Linked DNA regions of Homo sapiens: regions 2, 3 and 4 are each linked to region 1. The links are chromatin contacts, found by Hi-C or POLR2A ChIA-PET in ENCODE. All regions are on one chromosome and are shown on one strand. Each heading gives the region's core, a stretch centred on a gene start or an enhancer-like site at or near the end of the contact. The rest is flanking DNA. Distances are from core to core; before and after follow the strand shown. Region 1 holds the start of SDHC (succinate dehydrogenase complex subunit C). Region 2 holds the start of KLHDC9 (kelch domain containing 9). Region 3 holds the start of B4GALT3 (beta-1,4-galactosyltransferase 3). Region 4 holds the start of ARHGAP30 (Rho GTPase activating protein 30).

What was found. Hi-C counts contacts between places; a loop is a spot of excess contacts on that map. ChIA-PET counts read pairs that join two places held with the same protein, here RNA polymerase II (POLR2A). Pooled maps may share reads with other maps.
Region 2: a loop to region 1 is called in a pooled map, with 2.4 times the contacts of the local background. The contact joins the promoter of KLHDC9 here to the promoter of SDHC in region 1. A Hi-C loop is called at or near these places in 1 of 168 maps with a recorded cell type or tissue (B cell) and 4 of 50 pooled maps. POLR2A ChIA-PET finds 5 or more read pairs at or near these places in 3 of 52 experiments (OCI-LY7, T-cell and activated T-cell).
Region 3: a pooled map shows a loop between it and region 1 (2.9-fold over the local background). The contact joins the promoter of B4GALT3 here to the promoter of SDHC in region 1. A Hi-C loop is called at or near these places in 2 of 168 maps with a recorded cell type or tissue (B cell and naive thymus-derived CD4-positive, alpha-beta T cell), 1 of 37 single-sample maps with no recorded cell type and 14 of 50 pooled maps. POLR2A ChIA-PET finds 5 or more read pairs at or near these places in 17 of 52 experiments (AG04450, CD4-positive, alpha-beta T cell, CD4-positive, alpha-beta memory T cell and 12 more).
Region 4: a pooled map shows a loop between it and region 1 (4-fold over the local background). The contact joins the promoter of ARHGAP30 here to the promoter of SDHC in region 1. A Hi-C loop is called at or near these places in 1 of 37 single-sample maps with no recorded cell type and 7 of 50 pooled maps. POLR2A ChIA-PET finds 5 or more read pairs at or near these places in 3 of 52 experiments (CD4-positive, alpha-beta T cell, activated T-cell and activated naive CD4-positive, alpha-beta T cell).

What each region holds. Positions count from the first base shown.
Region 1 is chr1:161,313,000-161,315,960 of GRCh38, forward strand. It overlaps SDHC (succinate dehydrogenase complex subunit C), which reads left to right and starts at 1,382. Exons shown (of 6, transcript NM_003001.5): 1 at 1,382-1,426. The coding sequence starts at 1,407. RefSeq lists an enhancer at 958-1,721 and silencers at 1,273-1,332, 1,363-1,432.
Region 2 is chr1:161,096,589-161,099,801 of GRCh38, forward strand. KLHDC9 (kelch domain containing 9) reads left to right here and starts at 1,773. Exons shown (of 4, transcript NM_152366.5): 1 at 1,773-2,474; 2 at 2,758-2,917; 3 at 3,010-3,208. The coding sequence starts at 1,948. RefSeq lists silencers at 1,907-2,086, 2,147-2,196.
Region 3 is chr1:161,176,215-161,179,170 of GRCh38, forward strand. B4GALT3 (beta-1,4-galactosyltransferase 3) reads right to left here and starts at 1,293. Exons shown (of 8, transcript NM_003779.4): 1 at 1,209-1,293; 2 at 220-365. It also overlaps a transcript of PPOX not described here. RefSeq lists silencers at 64-113, 953-1,002, 1,213-1,382 and enhancers at 981-1,480, 2,619-2,956.
Region 4 is chr1:161,068,569-161,071,615 of GRCh38, forward strand. ARHGAP30 (Rho GTPase activating protein 30) reads right to left here and starts at 1,323. Exons shown (of 12, transcript NM_001025598.2): 1 at 960-1,323. The coding sequence starts at 1,056. NECTIN4 (nectin cell adhesion molecule 4) reads right to left here. Exons shown (of 9, transcript NM_030916.3): 9 at 2,430-3,047. RefSeq lists an enhancer at 616-1,162 and a silencer at 1,059-1,208.

The sequences.
Region 1 (2,961 bases), core at 132-2,631:
GCGACAGAGTGAGACTACGTCTCAAAATAAAAGAAAAAGAAAAAGAAAAAGAAAAACCAAAAAAGATCTGAGTGAAAAAGGCATTCCTTGGGTTTGTTAACGTGAAGCTCCAGAGAGCCAAGTCAATGACTGGAATTTCGATAGCACAAAACTGTATTTAAATATAATAACTAACGAATAAGTTGTTCATTAAATAAAACTTGTTGTTTGAGGTACCCATCATTGAATATGGGGGGGTAGAGTCTTGAAGATCAGCTGTTATGGGTGTTGCAGAGGAGATCCCTGCATAGATAGTAGATTGGATTAGAGAGCCTCTTTCAATCCTAAAGTGTACGAATGTGCTTTGTCAAGCATTATAGAAATGCAAAGTAGTATTATTCATCTGATGCAGAAATAAGTGAATTTGTGCTATTTAAATCCTGAAGTGCAGGGATGCTAAATATACATAAGATCTGAATATTAATATAATTGAGTATTTTTTTTGTAGAAATAGGAGTTGCTCTAGCCTGTCCCTTTTACTCCTCTCCACCCTACTCCCCACAAGAGTCAAGAACTTTTGTGCTCTGTTCCCTTCCTTTATCATTTGCTCTTCTTCTTTCTTCAGTCTTGAGTGCTCGGCAGTTGATTCCTGTGCTTGGGTTCCCTAAAACTGTATATATATATATACACATATATAAATCAAAGCGTGTTCTTCCCCTCACTCCGGGTTCTTCTAGCTGTGGGTGTCACCCACATAGCGCTGAAACAACGAACAAGGGAGCATTGTCCTCGGCTAGTGGGCGCCTGGTCCATGTGGCAGCTCAAACCCAGGAATTGTGGGGTCTAATCGAGGTGGTTAGATGAGGCTCCTCGTTTTCGGGAATGGTGGTCCGCAAGGTCTTCTCGAGGCCCCTCTACACACTCCCCAACTTAGGTCACAATTTATGTATCTGTCTGGTTAAAGCTTCGTATTAGAAAGGGAGGGAACCCAAAGTATCTTTTCTCTTCGGGGTCTCAACCGGCCAACCACCACGTTTTTAGGCCGACCTGGGAGGCAGGGGGAACGCAACAGACTGCGAAGTCCTTAAGGAAGAATCTAAACAAGTCCGCCGTTTGCTGTTTGGGAGTGCGATACAAAATGAATATGTACGCAGGTGGAACGTAGACTGCAGATTTTGAGCCAGCGGCGTTTCTGCCGAAATCCTGGCAAATTCCGGTAGAAGTCGGCTGCAGGAGGCGGAGGAGGAGACTAAAAAACCAGAAAACAACCAGCAAACCAGCTAGGCAGAGCTGAGCGGAGAAGCTCCAGAGCCTTTTAAAGAGACTCTCGTCACATGACACCCCCAACCCCGACCCCCAGCCGGCGCGCCTCCGCCCTCGGGTGGCGGGGCCGCCTGGCGTCACTTCCGTCCAGACCGGAACCCAAGATGGCTGCGCTGTTGCTGAGGTGACTTCAGTGGGACTGGGAGTTGGTGCCTGCGGCCCTCCGGAGATCTGAACTGGCCCCTCACGTTTTGCTGATAACTGTTTATCCTGTGCCTGGGCAGGGAAAGGACCCATGGGTGTGGAGGCCAAGCGCTCGGGGATCCTAGAGACCCCTTTTCCCGTCCCCCCCAGCCGCTCCGGTGCGCTCCGTAGGGCTTCGGGGTCACTGACTTCGTATCGAGGGGCCCTCGGCTCTCGCCCCTTCTGTTTTCCCCACCTCCTCTAGTACTTCTAACGCAAATTGCTCTCGGGCCTGCACCCAGAGCCGAGCTCTGAGAAAATAACTTCAAGGTCAGCCACCCATGGGTCCTACGATTTCGAGAGCGTATTTAGACATTTAGCTTCGGAGAGAGAGATCTTCGTGTATTTTGCCTTTGCTTCGAATGCCTTCAGACACTAGCTGCTCCCACCGTGAGTGGGCGCTGTCTGGGTTCCCAGCGGGCTGCTGGCAAAGGGTGGATCCCTACTGGGGTGGCGATTAGCATTAGCACCCAGGGCGGACCTCTGCTGCCCCAGAGCAACCCGGGGAATTCATTTTTAGTTAATCATTTTACTTGGGAGGGAGAGTGAGTGTCCCAGTTTTTCTCTAAAATGTGAATTAGTTGTCCAGAGAAATACCCTAGATTTTCTTTCATTCTGAACTTTCCGCTGTCTAGGTCTCATTCTCTGCTCAGCCTCTCTAGTCACAGCGACTAGCGCCTTTAGACACGCCTGGTACAAATCCCAGCATAGTTTTGTGCCAGCCTTATTTTTGGAAATTGTTTGTTATGGAAAGTTAGCTTCAATGCTGTTGAGATTTCAATCCCTGATTTCCCCAAATGTGTTCTCATTTCTCTTTCCACTTCAGTCACCCAGTTTAAAAATAGAGGGACTTTGTTTAGTTTTTCTGTGACAAAATGATTCCTCTTGGAGTTGAAATCAGGGTTATCTTAATCCTTCATTTTCTCCCTGTTTTTCATCTCCATATGTATCTTCTGTCTAAGGTATGCCAAGGCTTGTCTTGCCAGTGCTGTCTTCTTTATTCCAGATGGTTTGACCATAATTGAATGCTTTTGAATTCTCTGATATATTTTGGTATCGATGTTAGGGGCTTTTGGTAAAATTAACATTTAGTTTGAAGTGATCATATTGGTTCCAAACAGTTCATTTTAGGAGTTTTGGAATTAGTGTTTAAAAGCTGAGGATCATTATAGTCATTAAGTGTATCCATACAGTATCATTTTGAGTTGTGCAGCGCTGTCCACTGAAGGGATGGGTCGCCCCTCCACACCTGTGGGTGTTTCTCGTTAGGTGGAACGAGAGACTTGGAAAAGAAAGAGACACAGACAAAGTATAGAGAAAGAAAAAAGGGGGCCCAGGGAACCGGCGTTCAGCATACAGAGGATCCCCGCCGGCCTCTGAGTTCCCTTAGTATTTATTGATCATTATTGGGTGTTTCTCGGAGAGGGGGATGTGGCAGGGTCATAGGATAATAGTGGAGAGAAGGACAAAGGTCTC
Region 2 (3,213 bases), core at 523-3,022, 220 kb before region 1:
CAGAGTCAGAGAGGAAGCTGGGAGAGAGGAGCTGGAAAGGCCCGTGGGGTGGGGAGTTCCCATTTCTATCCAGGAAAGGCAGAAAGTAAGTCTAACAGAACAGCCAAGACTTAGGCAAAAGCAAGAGCCTAAAATGGACATATAGGCCAATAAGGTTTAAGCAAAATTGCCCCACCCCTGAGGCAAGCCCTTGCCTAATCCTAGGAGTATGACAGATCTGAATCCAGCTGTTGGGAGGTTAGCCAGTGAGAAAGAAGCCTGAGGGAAAAGACTGACTTTTAAATTTCAGCCAAGGACAGTAAAAGTTAGTGATTTTTTAGAGATTCTTACCATGATTTTGGAAAACTGAGAATACTGCCTGTCATACTCAGGGAAAGCTATAGTTGGGAGGGCAGAGACTTTCAAAGCTATTGTTGAATCTTGGCTTTAAGGTACAGGTGGGGAACAGGTCCTGGTAATCTTCCAATCTCTGTAACTGTGCCTTTCCTGCCCATGCCATCCCCATGCTGTGTTCTCTGAGGACCAAGAGTTGGGAAGAGGAGGGGAAAGCCCTGCTGTGCTATCAGACCCTGCATTACATGCCCATCCTCACTGCAGCCCTGGCCACTGTCTCCTTTCTTCCTTTCTTTATTTCTTTTCTTTTTTTCTTTCTTTCTTTCGCCAGGGTCTCACTATGTTACCCAGGCTGGTCTTGAACTCCTGAACTCCTGGCCTCAAGTGATTCTCCTGCCTGGCCACTTTCTATGGTCTCAGTATCTCAGGTATGATGGGGAGCAAGGTGATGTGTAGAAACCAAAGGCCACAAGTAGCAGTCATCATTCCCACTTACAGCCCAGTCCCAGAGGACACAGATCCTGTTTTTGCCCCACACCAGCTGTGTTGGGAGGAAAATTCTGTCTGTATTTCCTCCTTCAGCTGAAAGCAGAAAGCTTGCATCTGGGCCTCTTCAGTTATCACTTGGTCCTGGGGGACAGAGTTAATATCTGGAAACTGGCTTAAATAAAAGATATCAGGGAAGGGTAGGAGTCTGTTTTTCTCATTTTCTCACTCTTCCCCCACTTCACCCTTCTAAGGCTGCGTGGGTTCTCTCTCTCTCTCTATCTCTCTCTCTCTCTCTCTCTCTCTCTCTCTCTCTCTCTCTCTCTCTCTGTGTGTGTGTGTGTGTGTGTGTGTGTGTGTGTGTGTGTGTCACCTGAGAGACTGGGTTCTGCTACCCTCTAGTGGCCAGAGCTGAAAGGACTCTCCCACCCAATCAATCGGGACCTTCAAGCCTTTGGGAATAAACGAACAGCCTATTTGATGAATGACAAAACTGAGAAGGCCTAGAGAGAAACAATGCCTTTGAGGGTCAGGGGCATAGTTGGGACTAGAACCCAGGTCTCCTGTCTCTCGGGCCAGTGGTCAGTCCACTTTCACTTCCCCACCCTCTGACTTTTGCTTCTCCTTCCTTGCTCATCCCTGGGGTGGTTAGCCCGAGTAAGAAACCCTGAAGCCAAATGATCCCTCCCGGCCCTAGTGGAGCAGCACCTGCACCTCAAATGTCAAAATCGCAAATCAGTTCACAGCGGAGATCACAGGGGTTTATTCTAAGGACCCGACTGTCCTCCGACTTTCTGAGGTTAACAATCTTGCAGGATTTTTATTGACCTGATACAGCTCCCGTAGCCTTGGTGGCACCACCATACGGTTCCCGATAGCCACCCAGGTGTCCTGTCTCCACGGTAACTGCTGCTTTGCGACCTTCGGTTTGCAGCGGTCGCGCTGCAGCCGCTGCAGTGGTTGCTGGGCGACCACGGAGAGAAAGCCGGGACTTGAGGTGGGAACCCCGGCTGGCGTCCGGTAGGGGGAGGTTCCCGGGGAAGCCCGCGGAAGGCGAGGTGCCTGGCCTGCCATGTAGGGGCTCGTTCCAAGCCGCAGACCCCACCGCCCTCCCTCTCCCCGGGGCCCATGGCGGTGGCCGTGCCCCCGGGTCGGGCCGCAGGCTCAGGCTGGGCCTGGAGGCCAGTGGCGCGGGACGCGCTTTTGGCTAGAGCTTTCCATTCATGCACCGAACTGCGGGGACGGTTCTATCTCGTAGGTGGTCTCCTAGCAGGAGGAGCGAGAGAGCCCAGCAGCGATACGGTGGTTTTCGACCCAGCTAGGGGCCAGGCCGTACGATTGGGAGCCCGGGGCAGCCCCCCGCGCAGTCACCACGACGCGGCACCCGTGGACGGGCGTTGGCTCTGCGTGGTGGGCGGCTGGGACGGGTCTCGCCGCTTGGCCACAGTGACCGCACTGGACACAGAGCGCGGTGTGTGGGAGGCGTGGACAGGGACCCCTGGTGACTGCCCCCCCGCCGGCCTCAGTAGTCACACCTGCACCCGAATCTCTGACCGAGAGCTGCAGGTGGCTGGCCGGGAGGGCGGTATCCACACTCAGCGACGCTATGGAAGCATCTACACATTAAGGCTGGACCCCAGCGCCCGCACCTATTGGTATGGCACCCTCCGCCCAAAACCTTTCACTCTCATCCACACTCTCGAAAAACAAAAGCCTAAGCAGATTTCTCAGGCAATTTATCCACCTCCTCACTCTAGCACCCTCCTTCCAGGGGAACCTACCATGTTTAAGCTAGCTGAGCTCTCTACAGTATTACCCTCCCTCTTATCCCACCTACCGCACTGCCCCATGCCTCTTCTCCATCCATCCTTGGCAAGGGCGGTGGCACTTACATTTTCCAGAAAACCCACTCAGCCCTGAATTTCTGCATGTCCACAGCTACAAGCAAGAAGGCTGCCACACAGCCTCACGCTCAGGTCACTGTGCGGCCCTGCTCCAAACTCCTGGACCCCATCCAGGTCATCAGCTATTGCTCTTTGGAGGTTGCAACTTAGCTGAACCAGAAGTAGCTGGGCATTGGAGTCATGGGAAAATTAAGGTATTAGCTCCTCACACATCTTGTTTAGGATGGGAAGAGGCTAAAATTGTGATGCCCAGGTCTCTTCGGACAGTCCTTTCTTTCTCCCCAAGGAGGAACCACCTGTTGCTCCTCATTTGATGGAACAGCTTGCAAGGCTTGTGAGCAGTGGGCAGGGGTCCCAGAAGGGGCCCCATGGACTACGGCATCACTCATGTTCTGTGGTCGGGCCCTTTGCTGTGCTGTTTGGTGGAGAAACTCTGACCAGAGCTAGAGACACCATCTGCAATGATCTCTACATCTATGATACTCGTGAG
Region 3 (2,956 bases), core at 43-2,542, 140 kb before region 1:
CACAGTCACGCAAGGAAACAGAATGTAACCACCAGTAACCCTACCACCTGTCACTTCAGCCCAAGTTTCGCTCTCCTCTACCTCCCCCCAAACCACTCCCACCATCTACTGTCAGTCCTCACCCCCAAAAATGTTTACATCATTCAAATCTCATGTTCATTTCAGAAAGTCTCTAGAGAACCCCCTCTTCCAATTTTAGAAGGGAAGAGATAGACTCACCTAGGTTCAAGCTGTCTTCTTAGGGATCATGGGGGCTCCAGGGGGTCCCGGGGGGACAGAGATGTGAGGCATTATCTAAAATTGGAAATGTCACAGAGGGCAGAGAAAGGCTCCATCCAGCACTCCAGCAGCGAATCTGGGACCAGCTGGAACAGAAGTGGTAAAGGATAACTAGCTACCTGCACCGCCAGAGATCAGGATCAGGGTGAAGCTGGTTTCCCAGCAGGCGAAGTGAAGGAAAGTGGTTGGAAAGGAAGAGGAGGAGCAGGAGATGGTAGGTCCCTCGCCTATCTCCCGTGCTACCCTGGAATGATAAGTGTCAGGTTCATACTTAACCACCCCCGTACCCCCACCCCAACAGGACAGATTGGGGAGTGGGGACAGGACAGCTAATGGAAACATTGTTTTCCCCCAGACCAAGAACCAGTTGAAGTGGCGACAGAGTCATGACAGGACCGTGGAGTGGCCTAAGGAGTACCCAGGGCGAAGTAGGAAACAGGCTCCTTCTATTCTTCATGTGCCTGGGTGCCAACTCCTCAGGTGCAGGGACCGTGACCACCTGGGGGCTGTAAGCGAACAGCCCCGGAGCTCGGCGGAGAGTAGGGTGGGGGTGGCGTCCTCTACCTTTTCTACCTTTCCCCTCTTCTAGCGGGGGTGGGGAGGAGGGTTACTGCTGAAGAGAAAGGGAGAGGGAGAGCAGGGGCAGAGACAGTCAGGGGTGGCTGGAAGGGCTCACCTAGAGGGGCGTGGTCCGCGCTGTGGAGGGGGTTAAAACCCAGCTCTTTCGGAGCACGCCCATCCTATCCCAGTCTCTTGCTTTTGCCCTACCTACTAGCAACGTGAGCCCGCCCGGCCCCCGTCCATACTTCCACCTAGGACCCCGTCCCTGCTCAGGCTCGTCTCCAGGCGTTACCCAAAACTTCTCACTCTCTCGAATGCCCAAACCTTTATCCCAGGCCTCCGTGTCGACGCATTCCCAGCGCACATACCTGGTCTTTTGCTGCCTGTCGTCACCGCCACCCCAACAGCCGGGCAGGCATCGCTGCCGCCATCTTGGAAGCGGGCGCTGCGGGGGCGGGGTCTCGCGTCATGGGGCGGGGCCTCGGGGCGGAGCCACCCGGGCTGACTAGGCACCCGGTCCCAGACACCGCGTGGCCGGGGGCTTGTGAGGGAGCAGCGCCTGAGCCTGCCCACCTGGAACGCGTTGTAGGCGACCCCCTGGGGAGCGGGTGCTAGGGTTCAACTCCACTACGCAGACTGCTAGTGGGATTTCATTTCCTGCCCCTCAGATTTGTAAAAGCAGAAGCTCAAGCCCTTCATTTTCCTCTGGGCCGAGACTGATCAGGAGGCTAGTGAGCCGGTTTCTGGTGCTCCGCTGACCTCGTTATCACCTTGTGGTTGGCTGAGCCCTCTCCCAGTGTGTCAGTGGCACCCCCTGCAGCCTAGTGCCACTTAGTATCAATTGTTCCTTACGCAGGCTACAGCGTTGCGGACCGCTCTAGCGCATTTTTGTATTCCCGTTGTATCCCGCAGGCCTGGAAATAAAAAGCGATTAGTTAATAAAACAATGAAACATTGAAGGTGGAGGGAAAGACAGCGTCTTCTTTAAAGTCAAATGATGTTTCCCCAGATATTAGAGTAAAATGGATGCTCCGTTAACATGCAATATGTTTACCTTACGACAAACACTACCGCCTAGCATATTGTGTTCCTTAGAAGCAGATATTCACGCTGAAGAAGCAATCAGAGACTTGAATAACTCACAGAATCTGCCCCAAAAAGCCCATGGTCTTGTGTATCTTGTATGGAGGGAGGGATGTAAACAATATAACGTGATAAATATGCTGGCCTAGAAGTGGCAACTCATTCATACGTGGAGATTCTAGAAAGGCTTCCCAGAAGTGATGGCTAATGGGAAACCTGAAGGACTTGTCTATAGCATATCCTTCTGCTTTAAAGATTCTGTTTTCATGGGAGTTATTTTACAATTCATGTAGGTAACTGATCTGTATGCAAATTCTATCCTGTCTGGTAGAGGTTCAATTAACCTGCTGTTCCCCACACTGTGGGGAAAAAAAGCAGTTTTGGCGTCCATTTTCATATTCATTTCTGTTTTCCTGATCCATAAATATGTCCGTTCTCTAGATTTTCTCTTGTATTAATTATAACATCTGCTAGTTTCTTCATGAGTTAGGTAAAATAAACACGTGTTCATTCTTTTCTTAATTTCTTTTTTCTTTACTTTTTTTTTTTTTTTTTGAGAGGGAGTCTCCCTCCTGTTGCCCAGGCTGGAGTGCAATGGCGCTATCTCGGCTCACCGCGACCTCTGCCTCAGCCTTCCTCAGTAGCTGGGATTACAGGCATGCGCCACCACACCCGGCTAATTTTGTATGTTTAGTAGAGACAGGGTTTCTCTGTGTTGGTCAGGCTGGTCTGGAACTCCCGACCTCAGGTGATCCACCCGCCTCGGCCTCCCAAAGTGCTGGGATTACAGGTGTGAGCCACCACGCCCGGCCTTTTTGTTTACTTTTTTTTTTTTAATTTAAAAATTTGTGACAGGGTCTCACTCTGTCACCCAGGCTGGAGTGCAGTGGCAAGATCACAGCTCACTGCAGCCTCAACCTCCTAGGCTCAAGGGATCCTCCCACCTCAGACCCGTGAGTAGCTGAGTAGCTGGGACAACAGCACATCCAGCTAATTGTATTTTTTGAAGACACAGAGTTTTACCATGTTGTCC
Region 4 (3,047 bases), core at 73-2,572, 240 kb before region 1:
ATGGGGTGGAGTGGGGAAAGAATTATGCCTTTCTCTAGGAGGAGCTTGAAGTGCCAAAAACAAGCTGGGCTGGGCAGCCAGGGTGCCTGGGTTCAATTTCAAATTGAATCAAGAAATGATTTTGAGTGGCTGCTCCATGCCAGGCCCCGTTGTGAACCTGATATTGTCCCTGGTCCTTCTGGCTTCAAAGCCCACTCTAAGGTAACCCAGGGAGGGAGCTGGGTGAGCTCCACAGACAGCTCCACACCCACCCTCCTTTGCACCCTCCACCTCCAGCTTCAAGCCAGGCCTCACACCCTCTCTTTCATTCTTCCCCATTTCAGCAGCTTCTCCCCTTGCCCCCCACTTTGAACCTGTTTCTCTTTTGCACAGGGACAACAAGAGAATCACAAAGACTAGGGGCAGAGGTTGTTTCCAGCCCGACATCATCCCCTGCGGCCCAGCAAGGCTGCAGTGGGAACAGAGCCCATGACCTTGTCCTTGGGTGTTCTCCAGCCAGGAAACCACCCGCCTCAAGGGCCATCTTGAGACCCTTCTGGGGCCATTTCCCTGTCTCCTTTCATTCAGACCTAAGGATAATCATTTCCCCTTCAGCCACTCCTCTCCTGACCCTGTCGCCTCACCCTCCCTCTCCTGTTCCCAGTCACCTGCCCGCTGTTTCATCCACTCCTCCTCGGTTTCCAGTCTCTCCATCCTCCCCCTCACTGCTACCTGGGTACTCACATTCTCATCCCCTCAGCCACCCCATCCCCAGAAAGTTACACAAGGGAGCCGCCCTGCCTTCTTCACTGAGCCACATTTCCTGTCTTGCCCACTTACAGTTCTCTTGAATGGTGACCCCAGGCCACTGCCCCTTCCCCAGGAGCACCGGAAACTGCTTCTGCCCTTCAGGCTGGATCGGGCTGCAGATGCCCAGTGCCTCCCCACCCACCCTGCAGAAGCTGAGCCGGCCTCCTTACCCTCCTGGCCTGAGTGCTGCAGGTGCTCCTGCAAGTCGCACCCAAAAACCCGCTCCTTTGCGCTGCCCTTCTTCTTTCCTTTCTGCCGAGACTTCATGGCCAGAGCCCCAGGGCACTGGCCCGGTCACCTCTATCCCCCAAGACCTGTGCCCTACCAGTCCCCCATGGGATCCCAGCCAGCTGCTGGGCTTGGCCCGGCCCCAGGGGGGCAGGGCTCCCAATTGGGGGTGGAGGGTGGCCTGGGCAACGGGCAGCAGCTCCTGCCCCTGGGGCCCCGGCCACACGGAAGTGGCTGTTGAAGAGGAAGCTACCAGGACCCTGGCAAGAAATTGTGTCCTGTGTCTCGTGGCCCAGCCTGGCACTCGCCCTCCTCGCCCCGCTCAGCTTTAGGGGGCAGGAAGCAGTGCAGCTCCTTAACCCACTTCCTGTTAGAGCATCTTTGCAACCACAGGGCCTAGGGTGGGGGAGGTAGCTGACATTCACATCCTCACCCTTTGCTTGGACTTCATTCATTGGTCAGGGGAGGTGATGTCAGAGCCCTGGGGTGGGGTGATGGCGTCTGTGGTGTGAGCAGGTGACCAACTCCCTTAGAGACCAGAATTCTTGGGTCCAAGGTAGAGACCTGGGGCTTGCCTGGGAGCAAGTTGACACAGGGCTGTAAAAAGCACACTCACAAGGGAGGATGCCTGGGTTCTGCCTCTGATGGATCTAGCACCTCAGTCAAATCGCATTACTTCACTGAGCCTCAGTTTCCAAACCTAGGAAAATGAAGGGAGCAGACTAGAGGACCTTTAAATCCTCCCACCTCTAAGAGTCTGTAAAACTCATTTAACTTGAGTTTCAGTTTCTTTACCTGTAAAAAAGGGTACACTGCTGCCTATTTCACATAGCTGTTGTTGAGTCTCCAGTACAATAAGGAATTCAGGCTGGGCGCAGTGGCTCACGCCTGTAATCCCAGCACTTTGGGAGGCTGAGGCGGGTGAATCACCTGAGGTCAGGAGTTCGAGACCAGCTTGGCCAACATGGTGAAACCCTGTCTCTACTAAAAATACAAAAACTAACTGAGCATGGTGACGGGTGCCTGTAATCCCAGCTATACGGGAGGCTGAGGTGAGAGAATCGCTTGAACCTGGGAGTCGGAGGTTGCAGTGAGCTGAGATAGTGCCACTGCACTCCAGCCTGGGTGACAAAGTGAGACTTCATCTCAAAAAAAAAAAAAAAAGGAATTTAAAACACTTTGCAAACTAAGGTACTGGCCATCCTCGAAAGGGTTCTTAGCTTCACTTTCCTACCAGGGGACTCTCAGAGATGGCCAAAGGCCTTGTGGAGGCCAATTCTTTCCCTTCCCTCCCAGCTACAGGCATCCTAAGTCTTCCCCTACTTGGGACTACAGGAAGGATGGTACCGAGACAGAGAGTATGTGACTCAGAGCTTACACAGTTCAAGGGGCAAGACAGGAGCCAGACAGAACAAGTTTTGTCTGTTTATTTAAAAACAGAATATCATTTTATGTACAAATATGCACATATTTACATAAAATGTACATGTTAGGATCTTAGATCTTCAGGCTCCACATTCGAAGTCCTAGGCTGGCTGGGGAACGAAGGATGGGAGCCTCTCCCTTAGGCCAGAAATCCAGCAGATTTCAGACTAAGAAGAGTTTGGGTACTAAATCTAGGTATTCTGGCTGAGTGTATCTGGGTGGGCCAGCTAAAAATAAACCTCATTGAACTCCAGCCCCAACCCAGAGAAACATCCAGAAGAGCCTTGAATTAGTGATCCAAAACCCAGGGGGAAAGGCGACATTCTCACCCCCAGCACCTCCTTCACCTCACCTCAACTCCTACTCTCTCGGTCTATAATCACTGCTCTCTCTCTCCCCAACACCACTATTGAACAGGAGCCCTTGTCACCAGGTCCAAGCAATTCCCTAAGGTATCACAAACAATGGTGGATGCAATTTTACCTTACTCAGTAACCACGAGGCTCACATCCCTAATTTCAGACTCTACCAGCTCTCAGGTGCCCTCCCAAGGGGCTGCCTGCATGAAGATGCCTTGGAAGTAGCCCCTTTCACAATCACAGGAA